Linked DNA regions of Homo sapiens: region 2 is linked to region 1. A link is an interaction called in ENCODE POLR2A ChIA-PET data of the cell type or tissue named here. Cell type or tissue: PC-9. All regions are shown on one strand. Each heading gives the region's core, and the rest is flanking DNA. Links, peaks and the distances in the headings are about the cores only.

Region 1 (8,167 bases), core at 1,569-5,568:
GGGCATCAGACTTCCAACCGCCCCCACCCCGACCCAACACACACACACATACACACACACCCTCCCTCCTCCTCCCCACCGCTGCCCCACAGCTTCCCTACGTCTGGGGAGGGGCCCAGAAGGCTGCATTTTAAACAAGCATCCTGAAGCATGTTGATGCAGGTGGTATAAGGACCATATTTAGGGGAATGCAGCCCAAATCAGGTTCTTTACCTAGCAGGCCCTTCTCTCCCAGGACCATGGGCTTTGCTTGTTCTATGTGCGTCACATATGATCTGCAGAACAGTCTTTTCGGTGTCCTCCCAGACTGGAGGCCATAGTGGGTGAGGTCTATTTCTAGGAGATGCTCCAGTATCCTCCAGAATGTGCAGCCAATGAGGGAGCGGCAGGGGGTGAACTGTGCACCCAGCCAGATGAGGAGAGGCCAGAGTGCACCGCAGGCTGCCTGGATGTTGAGTCCCCAAACCCAGGGGCCTTCTCTTACCAATGTGCTTTCACAGCTGGACCTAACACTGCACACTGCAGGCCCCACACAGACAGTACAAATGTGCCCAGAGGCCCCCCTTGGCAAGGCAAATCTGCCCACGCCAGGGACAGAGCAGCCGGCCATAGGGGGACCCATGCCAGCAATAACCCAGGTGTGAGCTGTGGCCCAGAATGCCAGCACCTGCCCCTTCAGCATGCTGGGGTTTGGAGGTGTGAAGTGGGCGGTGGAGGGGCAAAGAGAAGGCCTGGAAAAGTGGAAGAAAGTGGGTAGGGGGAGGAGAAGCCATCAGGTACGGGGGTGGTGGGTAGTGGGGGGGACAAGTCCCTATTTATGTAAGCCATTTGTAGCTGCGAATTGTAAAACTGGGCAGGCTTCTCTGGAGTAATTCATAGTGTTTGGACAAGACAAACATTGTTCTGCTTTAAACAAACCTCCAGAAAGGTCAGCTTGGTTCATCCCTTTGCTGCGAGTCGCTGAGACTATCCAGATGATGAGAAAATCAGATCTTCGCTGAGGGGGCCCAGGCAGGAGGTGGTGGACTCCTGAGCCCTTTGGATGCTGAGCGAGGACACCCAGTGCAGGGAGGGGCCTTGGCTCTGTTGAAAAGGCTGGACTCCCAATCCGGAGCCAGGAGATGTGAGGTGTGTGTGTGCACATCACAGATTGTGAGATTTTGATGATGGCAAGGACATCATCCACATTCTAGGGCCAAGCCAACATGACGTGCAACATGAATCTTCTTTATGTGGAAGAAGAATTGATGGGAAATGAAGGTTCATGGATGCAGAACCAAATTAACCCAACTAATGCTATGCCCAGATATGGCCCTGGACACCAAGAAATCCATGTTCCTTGCATATGGATGCCCTGGTAGGGCCCTTCTGTGTTCATTTAGCAAACATTTTTGAGTGATCACAATGTGTCAAGTTTTGTGCTGGGTACTCAGGGTTACAGTAGGGAACAAGAAAGATATATTAGTAGCACCCACTCTTGGGGCCTATAGTTCTGGGTTATCCTCTCCTTCCCTGTCTTCCCTAAGAAGAGAAGCTGTTCACAATTTCACTTCCAGCTTCTCCACCGCCATCATGGCCTCACCAAGCCCCCTGGCCAAGACCCAGCATACCAGCTCCCTCCACGGGGCCTGACAGTAAGTGCTCAAGAAATGCTAGCCGCCATGGTTATAATTACGAGTACAATTGTGATTACGAGACTCCATTGTTTTCTTTTCTTTTCTTTTTTCTCTCTCTTTCTTTCTTTCTCTTTTTTCTTTCTTCCTTTCCTTTCTTTCCTTCCTTCTCTCTCTTCCCTTTCTTTCTTCCTTCCTTTTTCTTCCTTTCTTTCTCTCTGTTTCTTTTCTTTCTTTCCTTCCTTCCTTCTCTTTCTCTCTTTCTTTTCTTTCATCCCTTCCTTCCTTCTTTCTTTCTTTCCCTTCTTTTCCTTTCTTTCTTCCTTTTTTCTTTCTTTCTCTTTCTCTCTCTCTTTTCTTTCTTTCCTTCCTTCCTTGTCTTTCTCTCTTTCTCTCTTCTTTTCTTCTCTCTTTCTTTTTCTTTCTTCCCTTCCTTCCTTTCTTCCCTTCCTTCCTTCTCTTTCTTTCATTCATTCATTCTTTCTTTCTCTTTATCTTTCTTTCTTTTTTCTTTCTTCCTTCCCTCCCTCCCTTCCTTCCTTCCTTTCTTTTCTTTTATTTCTTTTCTTTCTTCCTTCCCTCCCTTCCTACCTTCCTTCCTTCCTTCTCCTTCCTTCCTTCCTTTCTTTCTTTTCTTTCTTCCTTCCCTCCCTTCCTTCCTTCCCTCCTTCTCCTTTCTTCCTTCCTTCCTTTCTTCCTTTCTTCCCTCCTTTCTTTCTTTCTTGCTTGCTTGCTTGCTTTTAGAGATGGGGTCTCCTTCTGTCACCCAGGCTGGAGTACAGTGGCATGATCATGCCTCATTGTAACCTCCAACTCCTGGGCTCAAGCTATCCTCCCACCTCAGCCTTCCAAGTAGCAGGGACCACAGGTGCAAGCCACAATGCCTGCAAATAATTTATTATTATTCTTATTATTTTTGTAGAGATAGGATTTTGCTGTGTTGTCCAGGCTGGTCTCAAACTCCTGGCCTCAAGTGTCCTCCCACCTCGGCTCCCCAAAGTACTGGAATGGCAGGTGTGAGCCAATGCACTTGACTTAGACTCTGTTCTTGAGTGATCTATCTGACCCTGAGCTGAAGTGGATACTTTGTATTGATATTTACTATTCATTCTCATTGTCTTATTATTAATGGCTTATTAACAATACATTATTGATGCTCATTAACACTAAAGCCCAGTGTCTCTGTGGTGCCAGTCATCACTGTCCTGTACATGATCTCTGTTTGCCCTGTAGTAAGCTTGGTGATGGCAGTATCACTGGATTTGCTGGTTCTAGGCAACTTTTTAATTTAAGTTAATTAATTAATTAGTTTATTTATTTATTTATTTTTGAGATGGAGTCCCACTCTGTCCCCCAGGCTGGAGTGCAGTGGTGCGATTTCAGCTCACTGCAACCTCGGCCTCCTGGGTTCAAGTGATTCTCCTGCCTCAGCCTCCCCCAGTAGCTGGGGTTACAGGCATGTGTCACCACGCCCAGCTGATATTTTTTGTATTTTCAGTAGAGACAGGGTTTCACCGTGTTGGCCAGGCTGGTCTCGAACTCCTGACCTCAAATGATTGGCCCACCTCAGCCTCCCAAAGTGCTGGGATTACAGGCATGAGCCACTGTGCACCCAGCAGTCTATGCAACTTTATGAAAATTGTTTAGGGCTTTGGACACTTTAGGGTCTTCTGCATATGGTTTTTTACTCAATACTCCTGATATCCATGGAAGGAAGAGAGGGCGGGAGAACAAGGAAGGAAGATTACTATCCACATTTTTCAGAAGAGGAAGTTGATACTTACAGAGGTGAAGTGATTTGCCCAGCATCACGGAGATGTTAACGGAGGGGACTATGTCTGACTAGGGTACAATCCAAACCCCAGCTCTACTAAAAATACAAAAATTAGCTGGGCATGGTGGTGGATGCCTGTAGTCCCAGCTACCTGGGAGGCTGAGGCAGGAGAATCACTTGAACCCAGGAGGCGGAGGTTGCAGTGAGCTGAGATCGCACCATTGCACTCCAGCCAGGGTGACAGAGTAAGACTCCATCTCAAAACAAGACAAAACAAAAACAAAACAAAACAAAAAAAGCTCTGTCTTGGGACTTTTGCACATGCCATTCCCTCTGCCTGAATGTACACTTCCCCCAAATAACATCTGTCCCCAGAGCTTCCTTCCTCACTTCACTCATTCTGCTCTACTGGGTCCTTCTTAGGGAGTCCTTCCCCAAGTACCTGCTTGAAATCCAAACAGTCCTCTTGGGCCTGCATCACCCTGCTGACCACCCATGGAGCTCCCTGCAAGCAGACCTGGAAACCAGCGCTCTCTGGGCGACCCCATAAAGCAGGTGCTTGGCCAGAGGCTAGGAAGTGGCTCCCTGGGCGAGGTCATGTCCTTCCCACCTTCTGCGTAGTTTCTGGCATTATTCTGGGGGCTGGCATGGTGATGCTCCTGCCTGATATCAGCATCCACAGGTGAGGGGGACATTCCTTCCTTCCCCACCAAATCTTAGTTTCCTTTGCCATCTTATTATGGTTGAATAATCCATGCACTTAACCATTCTGTTTGGAATCAATGATCCATGTCTGTTTTCATCCTTGGAGTTAAATCCTCTAAATTTTCTTTCTGTGTGATATATAAACCAGCAATACCTCATTTTACTGACATTTGGGGGAAATAAGCTGTTCTACATAATTGGTTTTTGCAGTTAACAGTAGCTTACTCCTTGAAGCATAGAAACTTTTTATGGAATCATATTTCATGAAAAACATTTTTCCATCAAAATCATGACTTTTTTCCCCCGCCTAAGTTAGCGGAATTGAATACAGCAGGTGTTCCCTAGGTGTGGCTGAATGAGTGGCCCCCAACCCGTTTTGATGACTCACAGCCATCTCTGGAAACAGCAGCTCCTGGGCAATTTGCTCAACCTCCCTGACGTCAGTTTCCTCACTCGTAATCTGGGGAACTTTGGATGAGATACTCTCTAAGGGCCGCCTCTGTCCTTCTCTAACTCTGCTGGGCTCTCATACAGTAAAGCCCTTGGGAATTTTTGGTGGTTGCAGGACCAGTCTTGCCTCCCTGAATGGTGGCTGGGATAGGATTCTACTGTCAGCTGTCACTTCTCAGTGCATCCATGTTCAGCAGTCACCATGTCCCCAAGGATCTTAAGCTGTGGCTCTCCAGTCCCCTGGAAGAACAGAAGATGTCTGACCTAAGGTTATAAAGTCTTGTAAATGAAGAACTCCTGGGGTCCCTGCAGACTGAAGTCCCCTGTGTCTTGGCTACTGTTCTCTCAAATGCCCAGGAGGCTATTCACTTACTTCTGGACTGTGATCTGGGTTGTAACGGGTGCTGCAACCGTGGCCTCTAGAGAAGAGGTTTACAATACCTTAATACAAACAGCAAGCACTTGGCAAGCTTCTGTTGACTGCTCTGAACTCAGTGTTGTGGGGAGGGAAGGAGCAGTGAGATGTGGTCACTTCCCGTAAGAAGAAAACCCAAAGGAAGACTTCATGAATGTTTTAAGACCAGCGTGTTAGTGGTCTCTCATTTTGTTCCTTTCATTTGCCCCAAGCATGTCTTTTAAGATTTGAAGAAGACTCTTAATTCTGGCATTTCTGAGATTTGCTGGGATATTAGTTTCCTGCGGCTGCTGTAACAAATTCCCACAAATGGTTGCTTAAAACAACAGAAATTTATTCTCTCACAGTTCTGGAGGCCAGAAGTCTGAAATTGGTATCAATGGGTTGCAATTAAGGGCTGTAGGGCAGCGGTCCTCAACCTTTTTGGGACCAAGGACCAGTTTTGTGGAAGACAGTTTTTCCATGGGCGTGGGGGTAGGGGATAGTTTTGGGATGATCCAAGCGCATTACATTTATTGTGCACTTTATTTCTATTATTATTACATGGTAATGTGTAATGAGATAATTATACAATTCACCATCATGTAGAATCAGTGTGAGGCTTCAGCTTGTTTTTTTGCAACTAGATGGTCCTATCTGGGGGTGATGGGAGACAGTGACAGATCATCAAGACTTAGGGCCTTATAAGGAATGTGCAGCCTAGATCCTTCTCATGTGCAGTTCTCAACAGCATTCTTGCTTCTGTGAGAATCTAACGCAGCTGAAGATCTGACAGGAGGCAGAGCTCAGGTGGTAATGCGAGCGATGGGGAGTGGTTGTAAATACAGACGAAGCTTAGCTGCCTTGCCCTTGCTCAAGCTGCTCATGTCCTGCTGTGTGGCCTCGTTCCTAACAGGCCACAGACTAGTGGTAGTTCCTGGTCTGGGGGTTAGGGACCCCCGCTGTAGGGAAGGATCCTTTCCTTGCCCTTCAGCTTCTCATGGCTGCTGGTATCCCTTGGCTTGTGGCTGCATGGCTCCAATCTCTGCCTCTGTCTCACGCAGCTTTATCCTCTTCTGTCTTGTCAGATTTCCCTCTGCCTGTCTCTTGTAAGGATAACTATGATTACATTTAGAGTCCATCCCGATATGCCATAACAATTTCTCCATCTCAAGACCCTTAATCACGTCAGCAAAGACCCTTTTACACCCATATAAGGTAACATTCACTGGTTCCAGGGATTACAGATATGGATATCTTTTGGGGGGGCATTTTTTTTGAGACGGAGCCTGGCTCTGTAGCCAGGCTGGAGTGCAGTGGCACGATCTCAGTTCACTGCAACCTCTGCCTCCCAGGTTCAAGTGATTCTCCTGCCTCAGCCTCCTGAGTAGTTGCGAATACAGGTGCGCACCACCATGCCCAGCTAATTTTTGTATTTTTGGTAGAGATGGGGTTTCACCATGTTGGCCAGGATGGTCTCGATCTCTTGACCTCGTGATCCACCCACCTCGGCCCCCCAGAGTGCTGAGATTACAGGTGTGAGACACTGCGCCTGGCCCTGGGGGGCTTTTTTAGCTCACCGCACAGAGCTGGTCACCACTTTAACTGTCCATAATTCTGTGGTCTTTAGTCAATTAATTTGTAGTGCACTCCTATTTTGTGCCAGGCAGTCTGTTAAACCCTGGGGATTCTGAGGGAAAAGAATAGTTCCTTCCTCAGACGCTATGAAAATCAGAGCTATGTGGAAAAGAAGGAATCTGGGCCTTAAAGGTATCTAAGATGGATCTTGATGAGCTCAAATTCCCCATCAAAGTCTGCAAGGCCCTGCTTGGTCTAGCTCTCAGCCTCCCCTCTGAGCTCATCCCTACCACTCCCCATCTCATTACTTAAACAAGCTCTGGGCCAGGCGCAGCAGCTCACGCCTGTAATCCCAGCACTTTGGGAGGCCGAGGTGGGTGGATCACCTGAGGTCAGGAGTTCGAGACCAGCCTGGCCAACATGGTAAAACCCATCTCTACTAAAAGTACAAAAATTAGCTGGGCGTGGTGGCGGATGCCTGTAGTCCCAGCTACTTGGGAGGCTGAGGCAGGAGAATCACTTGAACCCGGGAGGCGGAGGTTGCAGTGAGCTGAGATCGCACCACTGCACTCCAGCCAGGGTGACAGAGTAAGACTCCATCTCAAAACAAAACAAAACAAAAACAAAACAAAAAAAAAAAAACAAGCTCTGTCTTGGGACTTTTGCACGTGCCGTTCCCTCTGCCTGAATGTACCCTTCCCCCAAATAACATCTGTCCCCAGAGCTTCCTTCCTCACTTCACTCATTCTGCTCTACTGGATCCTTCTTAGGGAGTCCTTCCCCAAGTACCTGCTTAAAATCCACCTCCCCTCCTGGCACGTCCTGTTCCCTCCCCTGCTTTGTTTGTGCTTCTGATGTACCACAGTGGAGTTGCTATTGTCTGGGTCAGCTCAGCCACCACAAGGATGTTGAGATGTGATAACTAGAAGTTGTCAGAAGATCCTAAACGCATCCTGTTTCATTTCCAATTCTCTTCCTGAGAATGTAGTTTGCTTTTTATTTTCTTTTACTTTTCTTAGTAGCACATTGGGCTTAATTTCAAGTAAATCAGAATGGGGGTGGGATGGCTCTTTAAAGGGGGATGTATACATTCTAGGAGCCATTTTTTGGTTGTCATAATGACTGGTGTATGGTGTGTGTGTTGTGTGTGTCAGGGGTGGGTGGAACTTGCTGGCATTTAGTGGACAGGGGTCAGGGATGCTAAGTGTCCTGTGGTAGCCAGGTCTGTTCTGCCCAGGGAAGAATCTTCCTACCACAATGCCAATACCACCTCTACAGAGAAACACTCTTTTTTTCTTTTTTCTTTTTCTTTTTTTTTTTTTTTTTGAGACAGAGTTTCACTCTTGTCACCCAGGCTGGAGTGCAATGGTGCAATCTCGGCTCACTGCAACCTCCGCCTCCCAGGTTCAAGCGATTCTCCTGCCTCAGCCTCCCAAGTAGCTAGGATTACAGGCATGCGCCACCACACCCGGCTTATTTTGTATTTTTAGTAGAGATATGGTTTCTCCATGTTGGTCAGGCTGGTCTTGAACTCCCGACTTCAGGTGATCTGCCCTCCTCGGCCTCCCAAAGTGCTGGGATTACAGGTGTGAGCCACCTCGCCCGGCCAGTAATATTTTTCTATCATCTTCACTGATAACCTTTCATTCTCTA
Region 2 (4,000 bases), core at 1-4,000, 190 kb after region 1:
GCCCCATTGTTCCCCTGTCTCTGGGCCTTTGCAGGTGGAGCTGCCACCAGCCTCGAGGAGGATAAAGGGATGAGCTGGGAGGCCAGAGGAGCAAGTGGGGGCGGAATATTTAGCCCTTCTTGGGAGCTCTTCCCACTGGGGGATCAAGGAGCATGGCTGATGGGAACGGGACAAGTGACAGGTGTCAGGGAGAGAGAGGATGGGAGTCCTTGGACCCACCTCCATGTCACACAGCTGTCACAGCGACCTTGCTGGCAGAGGCTGGCAGGGGTGGGGCAGTGCAGGCTGTGGAGCTAGGCTGAGGCAGGGGTGGATGCAGAGAACCCCCAGGTGGCCCAGGCTCAGAGCTCGGCCTGAAACCCCTTGCAGATTCCTGTACAGGTCCTGGGCTGTGGTGGGAGGGGACTTGTAGCAACTGGGTCACACCTGGCCTGAGGCCCTCAGCGTACAGACTCTCCTGCCCCTATTGCAGCGGGCTCGCCTGGCAGAATCTTCACAGCCACTGAACTGGGGTGAGGAAAGCCCCCCTCCAGCCCCAGAGCAGGACCCACAGTGGTCCCTCTAATTACTTAAATACCCTGCCAGATCTAAAACTGCTCCAGACTTAAAGAAATAATAACAACCATCACTGCAATCCTTTACTGGAGATCATGGGTTTTGAGTATTTCACCCCACTCTAGCTAAAGCATTCTGCAAGCCATTTGTTAGTCCTGGAGCCAGTCTTCTCGGTGAAATGAAGGAGCTGGGCTAAAGGATACATTTGGCCCCTTCTCAGCTCAAAATCGCTGGGGCCTGGGAAGGCCTGCTTTGGAGGCCACTTTGGCCACCAGACCCCATCTGCTGTCCTCCCCTGTGCTGCCAGCAGCTGGGCAGGGCCTGGGGTGCAGAGCCAGCCTCGTGTTCTGGGGCACAGCACCCGGGCAATGGGGGGCTGCCTGGGAGGTTCTTTCAGGGCTGTGTTGAAGAAATTGTGGGGAATTTGCACCAAGGAGGGTGCTCAACCCTAGGGTAGGAAAGAAAAGAGGAGAATGGATTGGTGGGGACATTGTTTAGGCAGTCGCCAGGCAGCCTTGCTCTTGTGGACATAGACCCTCAGAGTTGGAAGGAGCAGCACAGTGGTGGTGTGGCAGGGAGGCTACCAGCTGCCGCCTCCTGTGGCTGTCGTGATTATGCTCAGACTGTCCCCAGCCCCACCTCCTGCTGAGCAGGATTTTCCTCTCGGCAGCTCTCTCCCTCTGCTCCTAAAGCTGTTTGTGCGGCCACACAATGCAAGTCTCCTGCCTCTGCCCTGGGGCATGGTTCATGGACCTTGTCTTTGCCATCCAGGGCAGGGCTTCAGGCTTCAGTAAGGGCAGTAGATTGGTGTCTAGGAGGGAGGCGGCCAGTGGGGCATTGCCCCTCCCCATTCCCCCCTCCAGAGAGGTCAGTGCCTTCCTAGAGAAGAGTGTGACAAGTGTCATTTGCACAGTTTTGTGGTCTCTGCTTGAGTACAGTGTATTGTGGGATTAAGGAAAGGAGAAAGCCTTCTATTTGTAGAGATCAGGAATGAAGCAGAGATCTGAAATTATTTGCACAGAGAGGCATGTGAAACTTGGTGGTGTTGGAGCCGGCTCACACCTGTTCACACCTGCTCCCACTGGCTCACGAGGGCCGACTGTGCATCTCTTCCCAATTCTGCATTCAGGGTGTCCTGCTGGGAGTTTGAAATTGGCCATGGTGGGAATATTTACACTTCGGAAGTTGACAAATGGTAAAATCAAAGCATTTTTTTTTTTTAGTTCCCCAGAGAGCCAGTTGTCAGACATTCCTCAGCACAGCATTGTCCAAAAGGCATCCTGAGAGTGAAATTCAGGCTCTCAATACCAGAAGGAACCTAGAGATAGGTCATCCGATCGGGCCTGCACATCTGACAGATGGGGAGACTGAGGCCCAGAGGAGGACAGTGGCTTGTCTTAGGTCATGCAGTGAGTCAATGGCAGAACCGGTATTTCCACTTTACCACGGTCCTTCAAGTAGACCATCCTTTCAAGCAGGAAGCTATGGAGTGACACAGAGGCTTAGCAAAGCTTCCTCCTCCTGAAGAGGGATTAGAAATTCATGACGTGGGCCAGGCGTGGTGGCTCACACCTGTAATCCCAGCACTTTGGGAGGCCAAGGTGGGCAGATCATCTGAGGTCAGGAGTTCGAGACCAGCCTGGCCAACATGGCGAAACCCTGTCTCTACTAAAAATATAAAAAATTAGCCAGGCGTGGTGGAGGGCACCTGTAGTCCCAGCTACTTGGGAGGCTGAGGCACGAGAAACACTTGAACAGAGGAGGTGGAGGTTGCAGTGAGCTGAGATCACAGCACTGCACTCCGGCCTGGGTGACAGAGCAAGACTCTGTCCAAAAAAAAAAAAAAAGAAGGAAGAAAAAGAAAAGAAATTCATGGAAGGGGAAATGGGTTTTAGAGAAGACTGCTTCAAGATTTTCTTCAGGCTGAAGCTGGGCTAGGCATCTACCAGCCTCCCTCTTCCCCTGCCCTAGTCTCCTGGACCAGCCTTCCTTCTGTCCTACGAGGCCACCTCCTTCAGCCCAAGGATTAGGAAGTTGCACTTCAGCATCTAAAAATCTTCCCATGGTCCAAGATACCTTCACAGTAGCTTCTATCTTCACCAGAGAAGCCTCCAAGAAGGTGGTGACCTTTTGGGATTGTCCTGGACTTACCCTTCCCTCTTCTTCTTTGAGGCTAGTTGATGGCTGTGGGTGGGATGCCAGCCATCCACCCAGGTTATCGGGGCCCTGCTGTCTTTGGCTTTAATTCTCCCCAGAACCTCAGGGGGCCCGAGACAGGGATTCTTGTGTGGGTGATTTATTGAGGGGGTGCTTTCAGGAGAAACCAGTAAGGGCATGAGGGAAGCACGAGAGTGCAGGGGAAGAAACTGGGAAAACACAAGGCTGCAGTGGAAGTCTAGCCTCAGCCTGATCACGCGGGAGCTTGGGAATCATATCCAAGAAGTTGTCATATTTACAGGCAAAAGGGCTGGGCAGTGATACCTGCCCAAGTCAGTCAGCCATTGGCTATGTTACATGGGCAAGGGCACCTATAACCTCCCGGATATCTCCAGGGAAAGCAGTGTCCATCCGTCAAGGGCAAACATTCAGAGAAGGGTGCAAGTGTGAGCTGCGTGCAGCTGGGTGCACAGGTCCAGTCAAGGGGCTCTGGGCGGGGCTCCAGCCACCTCTGCTATACTTGGTAGGTGATTTGGTGGGAAGGGAAGTTTTACTGGAATCTGGGGACCATCTGTGGGTTTCTGTTTTGTCCACTCTCCAAGAGCCCTACACTGTAGAAAAACCTGGTGGTTATTCTCTGAGGTCCCATGTCCTCCCTCCTGTGTCCAGCTGGTCTCAGTAATGACAGTCTTACTGATATCTCTCACATCTCTTCTCTAGAAGACCAGAGACCAAGGGGAACTGGAGCGAGAGAATCACAGCCCAGGAGTTCAGGCTCAGCTGTGGATCCTACAGATCCCTAAGTACTGTATCTGACCTTTTGCTGGGAAGATCACATGTAGACCTCCCAGAGAGACTTCCAAAACAGCTCTGACAGACAAAGGACTAACCGCTTTCACCTACGAGGGAGGCCATATGTGTGGGAGGCACCATTGAGCTCCATTCCTGGTACCCACTACCAGCTCCTGTTAGAAGCTGGGGAACAGTGACTTGGGCCCCTTGGGACAAGATAACAGGCATACCACCACGGCTGCACCCACTATTGTCCTAATTCAAACTCTTTCTCTACTTCTCACAACCCTGTATTGGTCAGGGAAGATTATGTGCTGTAACAAACAGCTCAGATAGTATAGTCCAGCTATTTCTTTTTCTTTCTTTCTTTTTGTTTGTTTGTTTGAGACAGTGTTTCGCTCTTGTTGCCCAGGCTGGAGTGCAGTGGCACAATCTCGGCTCATTGCAACCTCCGCTTCCTGGGTTCAAGCAATTCTCCTGCCTCAGCCTCCCAAGT

What was found. Peaks named below come from ENCODE experiments on the same cell type or tissue, not always from the same donor. Only the 100,000 strongest peaks of a DNase experiment are listed, where the experiment ranks them.
Region 2: POLR2A ChIA-PET joins it to region 1 with 5 read pairs; 2 of 35 experiments call an interaction of 5 or more read pairs at or near these places.

Annotation. Positions count from the first base shown.
Region 1 is chr17:9,005,394-9,013,560 of GRCh38, forward strand. It overlaps a transcript of NTN1 not described here. Among named protein-coding and RNA genes, the nearest start is that of NTN1, 12 kb to the right of the region's middle. In PC-9, for the core only: no CTCF peak of the experiment used is centred there; no DNase peak of the experiment used is centred there.
Region 2 is chr17:9,195,272-9,199,271 of GRCh38, forward strand. All of the region lies in intron 5 of NTN1 (netrin 1), which reads left to right. Among named protein-coding and RNA genes, the nearest start is that of NTN1, 180 kb to the left of the region's middle. RefSeq lists an enhancer at 615-1,536. In PC-9, for the core only: no CTCF peak of the experiment used is centred there; DNase peaks (open chromatin) are centred at 1,250 and 2,020.